Linked DNA regions of Homo sapiens: region 2 is linked to region 1. The links are chromatin loops, found by intact Hi-C in ENCODE. Cell type or tissue: endothelial cell of umbilical vein. All regions are shown on one strand. Each heading gives the region's core, and the rest is flanking DNA. Links, peaks and the distances in the headings are about the cores only.

Region 1 (2,911 bases), core at 131-2,630:
TCCAGGAGTAGCTTCTCTCTCTTTGAGTCTTTTCTAATTCTGGATCATTCTCTCATTTGTCAGTGTCCAGCTTTAGTAGTGCACCCTGAGCCAGCATGGCTGTTTCTGGCCCACTGGGTGGCCAGGGGCTCGGGGTGGTGGGGCTGCCTCCAGCAGTCTGGGAACTCATCCATGTACTAGGCCTGCACCATGGCTGCAGATGCTAACAGGCAGAGTGGGGCTAGAGAGGGGAGGCTGCATGGAAGGGCTGCCACTGGGAGTGAGGGGCTGTTGTGATTAGAACTCAAGGCTCTCAGGAGCTGGACAAAAGGTAGAAACTGTTGTTATAGATGAGGAAAAGGAAACCAATTATTGAGTACACTTAAAAGTATACTTGGTCAGATGCAGTGGTTCATGTCTTTAATCCCAACACTTTGGGAGGCTGAGATGGGAGGATCGCTTGAGCCCAGGATTTCAAGGTTGCAGAGCTGTGATTACACCACTGCACACCAGCCTGAGTGACAGCGTAAGACTCTCTCTTTAAAAAAAAAAAAAAAAAAAAAAAGCACACTGGCTGTTTCCTCTGCCCAGAAGTTTCTTTCCCTAGATGCCTACCTGGCTGGCTCCCTCACTAACCTCAAGACCACACCAATGTCCATGAAGTCTACCCTGACCATGCCCAGACACCTCTCTGTGCTCTAATCTTTTCCAGTAGCCCTAACAACTTCCTTGAGTGCTAATTCACTTCTTGAGGATGTCTGGTATGTGTGTGTCTCCCTCCAAAAGAATGCAGGCCCCGTGAGGACAAGACATCTGATCTGTCTTCACTGACAGTTCCTAAGAACAGTCTGGGGCCGGGCACGGTGGCTCACGCCTGTAATCCCAACAGTTTGGGAGGCCAACACGGGTGGATCACTTGAGGCTAGGAGTTCAAGACCAGCCAGGCCAAGATGGTGAAACCCTGTCTGTACCAAAAATATAAAAATTAGCCAAGTGTGGTGGTGCATGCCTCTAATCCCAGCTCATGGGGAGGCTGAGGCAGGAGAATTGCTTGAACTGGAGGTGGAGGTTGCAGTGTGCCGAGATGGTGCTACTGCACTCCAGTGAATGAGACTCCGTCTCAAAGAAACAAACAAAAAGCATCTGGCACATAGTAGGTCTCTGATAAAGATTAGTGAGTGAATGTCCACATCTTTAAAGGTTTTGCCTGTACCTTGAAGTCTCTGTTCCTTGGGGCTGCCTCTTTGCCCAGTACTCTTGACCCTGTCCCAGGTGATATGACCTGTTGCCCAGTGTCTGCCTGATCAGTAGGGTCTTCCTAGAGTGCCAGCGTTTTGACCTCCATGTGTCCCCACTAAATTGCCAGCATGTGTGAAATACTAAATTCCAGCTGTTTTTGTTTTTGCAGGGCAAGAGGGTTAAAGAAGGAGTAGGAAGAGGGGGAGCTGATGAGAGGAGCAATGGTCAGAGTGGAGGGGGTGGAGAGAGAATACAGTCACAGATTTCCCCACCCCATCAACTTTCCAAGCAGCTCAGAGCGGCAGCAGAGCCGCGAGTGAGGGCTGCGCACCACATATCCGGAGCTGTGTGCCACGTGGCAGAAGCTGTCCCGTTGAGTCATGGGATGTACTGCTGCACTGCTCTAGAGTTTGGTGTGTAGAGTATTTTTGGTTTTTACAGTCCAGCTCTCTGTGTAATGACTTCCTTCCCGTGGCCTTGTTCATCGAGGTGTCCCTGAACGACTAGCTGAGTCACAACATTCCTTGCAGCTTAAAACACTGACCCAAGGCAGTTTCTCCATGTAGTTAGGGACTTAGAAGGCTGCCAGGGAGTGCCTAGGGAAGACAGTCTGTAGTGCTCCTGTCTCTAACAGGCACCCCTCCCCGAAAACATTTAAAAAGCAAGTGAAAATAGAGAACAAATTCCATCTGTTAAGTCACTAGGAAATGGCCTCAGCCCTGCCACAACCTGAAGAATAATTTGTCAGTGACCATGAAGTCAATTTCAAATTGAATCGGGGCACCAGGAATGAACATCCATCGTCTCAGTGTTACTGCAACGCGAAGGGTCAGAAACCCATGTGAAGAGATTGGACTGGTGGGAATATAAACTTGCTCAGCCCTTCTATAAAATAAGCCAGTAGTTCTGAGTAAAATTAAGTATGCATAGGGCTCAGTAGTGTAGCAGTCTCATGCCTGGAAATACATTTTGAAGAAAGTTTGCTCAGATCCGCAAGAAGACAAGCAGGAGGTTATTTGTTACAGTGTTAATGGCATACAGGAACTAGAGGCAAAGGAACTAGGGGATGAGTTAGTAAAATGTTGTGGATACATACCTTGGAATTCTACATGAAATAGACATAAAACAGCATGGATGGAATTTATAGTGTTAAGTGGAAGAAAACAGTAAAAGATTTAAAACACAAGGCCAGGCGTGGTGGCTCATGCCTGTAATCCCAACATTTCAGGAGGTCAAGGAGGGAGGGCTGCTTGAAGCCAGGATTTTGAGATCAACCTGGGCAACAAAGCAAGAGGCTGTCTGTACAAAAAAAATTTGTTTAATTATCTGGGTATGGTGGTGCGTGCCTGTAGTCCTAGCTACTCTGGAGGCTGAGGCAAGAGGATTGCTTGAGCCCAAGAGTTGGAAGCTGCAGTGAGCTATGATCACACTACTGTGCTCCAGTCTGGGCAGAGGAGTGAGACCCTGTCGTGCCAAAAAAAAAAAAAAAAAAAAAAAAAAAAACGGTGGGGAGAGATTTAAAACACAACCTTTTTTCAGTTTTACTGAGGTATAATTGATGTATAATAAAACACATATCTAGGCCAGGCGCAGTGGCTCACGCCTGTAATCCCAGCACTTTGGGGAGGCCGAGGCGGGCGGATCACGAGGTCAGGAGATCGAGACCATCCTGGCTAACATGGTGAAACCCCGT
Region 2 (2,911 bases), core at 124-2,623, 320 kb after region 1:
TTGCTCAGTAAAGCTCTTCAGCTTGCTCACCCTCCACTTGTCTGTGTACCTCATTCTTCCCGGGCATGGGACAAGAACTCAGGACCTCCTGAATGGCAGGGCTGAAAGCGCTGTAACACAAACACGGCTGAAACACACCTCTTGCTCACCACGTTGTGGGTAAGAAGAAGGGGAGAAGAGCTGAGGCCCTTCGGGGACCCCAGACCTAGGAGCTCCCTGAGCCAGGGCTGTGACACCCTCTTTGGGGGTCTGGTTCCTGACATATCCAAGCCCCCAGGAACCATTGCATTCCCCAGTGGCAGCAGTGGAAGCTGCTTGCAGGATGCCTGTTCCAGCTGCAGCCTCGTAAGAAGCCAGCACTCATGCTGGCACCTGGAGCTGCCCACTCCACCACAGCCATTGTTCCTGGCTGTGCACAGTGGCTGGACCCCACGCTTGCTTGCTCACACATATCCTCGCTGCTCCGCTCGCCCTTGGCAGGCAGGGGATCCAGGCCATTAGCACGAGCTGAGCATAGCCTGCCAGGCCAAGTGGGCGCAATGAGCCTGAGCAAAACTCTGGCAAAGGCACCACTGGCTACAGAGGTTTCTGGCTGGTGAAGTGACAGCCCAAGGATCCCATAATGACATGTTGGATGTGCCTGGCATTGCACAGACACACAGTAGGTGTTGGGAAGCACTGGTTCTTTCTTTCAGAGGGTCTGTCATCCTCGTTTCCCGCATGGCCGAACTTACCAAGGTCTTTGCAGCTTCTGCTTCCTTCTGTAGTACTCATGGGTCCCACATCTGTGCTTACAAAGTCCCTAGTGTAGTGATGGGGAGATGTTTCTGGAAGCAGTAGTGGGAAAGGGTGAGTGAAGGCAGCTCCCCCTGCCTGGGTAGTCCTAGAATAGGAAGGGGGTGAACAGTCAATACATGCAGTGGAGAGGACTCTGACCTGGGAGGAAGGAAGACAAGCTACTTGCCCCAACCGTGCCACCAGCACAATCAGTAAACCTTGCTCTGTTCTAAGCCTCAGTTTCTCCACTTCTTCAAGGAAGGGTCTTCCAGCTGAGCGCTTCCCTGTTTCTGTCCCTATCTCCTTCTCTCTCCCAGAAAGTTTCTTGCCTTCTCTTGACTTACAGAAGACATCACTTCCTTGAAGACTTGGCTCACTATAAGCCTCCTGGCGGCTCCTTCCTGGGGCACTGGGCCAAACTCCTGACACGATTAAGAAGAGGTTTTGGAACTGGGCCAGACTAGGAAAACAGGAAAGATGACGAACAAAGCTTCCCTCCTTCTGAGGGTTGTTTATTCCAGTGTTCCTTCAGTTGAGTTTTCTGGGTACACAGCAGCCCTTGGCTTTCCATCCCATGTGCAGCCTCTGGCCCAGCACTTAGTCCACTCTCAGTCATAGAGCTTATCACACAGACTTGCTCCAGTGCCCACTTGTCCAACTGCCCCAAACTCCTGGAAACCAGAAAGAACACAGATGTATCTCAACTGAGTGCCTACCATATTTCTACAGGAGGAACTGTCTTCGCATAAAAGCCCCTCTGCAGCTCCTTAAGGTAAGCAGTGTTCTTTCCATTTTGCAGCCATGAAAACTGAGGTCAGGGAGGCTCCCCAAGGTCACCCAGCATGTTGGTGTTGGATCCAGAAATGGAGGGAGTTGGAAGGGAGGACGTCTTATCAGTTAAGACAATATTCTTTGGAGGCTGATGAACCTTTCTGAGTTTGAATTTTGACTGTCACTTACTGCCTGTGGAATCTGGACAAGTTCCTAGTGGGAAGCAGTTTTGGGTCACAGTGGGGATCACAGACTCTGGAATCAAATGTCGGTTCCACCATCTGCTAGTTATGTGACCTTGGGCAAGTTCCTTTGCCTCTCTGCACTTCAGTTTCCACAGCTGTCAAACAGGATAATAATAGTGCCTGCCTCATCAACTTGTCGTGTGGATTAAACGTGATAATCCTTGTGGGGCGTTTAGCACAGTGTCTGGCCCATGGTCCAGTGCCATCTATGTCAGCAATGGTTTGAATGCAGGCCCCACTGACTCTGGCTACCACCTGTTTCCCTGCCTATCACCTGTCACCCTGGTGGCTCACTCATCACTTGGCGTGCTGTAGGTGCTCCCGGGCTTACTGACTGAAGGAGTGGTTGAGAATTGACTCAGTGTTTCTGAAAGCAGGCTTCTGATAATGTGTGGGAGAAGGATTCTGGAGGAAGATGATTTTCAGGAGTTTCCCAACCAATCAGCAAGTAATTGCTTTTTGCACACTAGTATGGACTTAGACCAGTTTCAGATTGGTTCTCTGAATGCTACCTGTGCAATCAGAAGCATACCTATACTCACGCCTATAGAAGCAATCTATACTGATTGTGGAGTGTTCAAATGCTACATAAAGACCGAAAGCAGAGAGTTAAAGTTCTAAGTAAACTTGCTTCAAAAGGGTTGCCCACTGTTTATCTGAGGCATGTCCTTCCAGAATTTGCCTAAGCCCTATACCTTTTTTTTGTTTTTTTTTTTTTGAGACAGGGTCTCACTCTGTCACCCAGGCTGGAGTGTAGTGGCATGTGATCCTGGATCACTGCAACCTCTGCCTTCTGGGCTCAAGCAATCCTAGCACCTCAGCCTCCCAAGTAGCTGGGACCACAGGTGCACACCACCACACCTGACTTTTTTTTTTCTTTGTAGAGGCAGAGTTTTGCCATGTTGCCCACGGTGATCTTGAACTCTTGGGCTTAAGTGATCTGCCCGCCTCGACCTCCCAAAGTGCTGGGATTATAGGCGTGAGCCACAATGCCCGGCCTATATGCCTATGCCTCATTTTTGAGTGTCACTGTGTACCCTAGTCGGTGTTAGACACTGCAGGTCCCCGAAGAAGTAGAGGTGACTGTCTGTACCTTAGGGGCAGGCACAGTTGGGGCG

Evidence for each region. A loop is a pair of places that touch in the nucleus more often than their neighbours do. Peaks named below come from ENCODE experiments on the same cell type or tissue, not always from the same donor. Only the 100,000 strongest peaks of a DNase experiment are listed, where the experiment ranks them.
Region 2: it touches region 1 in a loop (2.5-fold over the local background); 4 of 110 quality-filtered maps call a loop at or near these places.

Annotation. Positions count from the first base shown.
Region 1 is chr20:41,328,403-41,331,313 of GRCh38, reverse strand. It overlaps the pseudogene ADI1P1. Among named protein-coding and RNA genes, the nearest start is that of LPIN3, 11 kb to the left of the region's middle. RefSeq lists an enhancer at 1,420-1,469. In endothelial cell of umbilical vein, for the core only: no CTCF peak of the experiment used is centred there; a DNase peak (open chromatin) is centred at 1,663; H3K27ac peaks cover 1,540 bases.
Region 2 is chr20:41,003,871-41,006,781 of GRCh38, reverse strand. LOC100128988 (a long non-coding RNA gene) reads right to left here. Exons shown (of 3, transcript NR_145525.1): 2 at 735-883. LOC105372621 (a long non-coding RNA gene) reads left to right here and starts at 1,308. Exons shown (of 2, transcript XR_936724.4): 1 at 1,308-1,549. RefSeq lists an enhancer at 2,322-2,911. In endothelial cell of umbilical vein, for the core only: no CTCF peak of the experiment used is centred there; DNase peaks (open chromatin) are centred at 1,221 and 1,951; H3K27ac peaks cover 2,193 bases.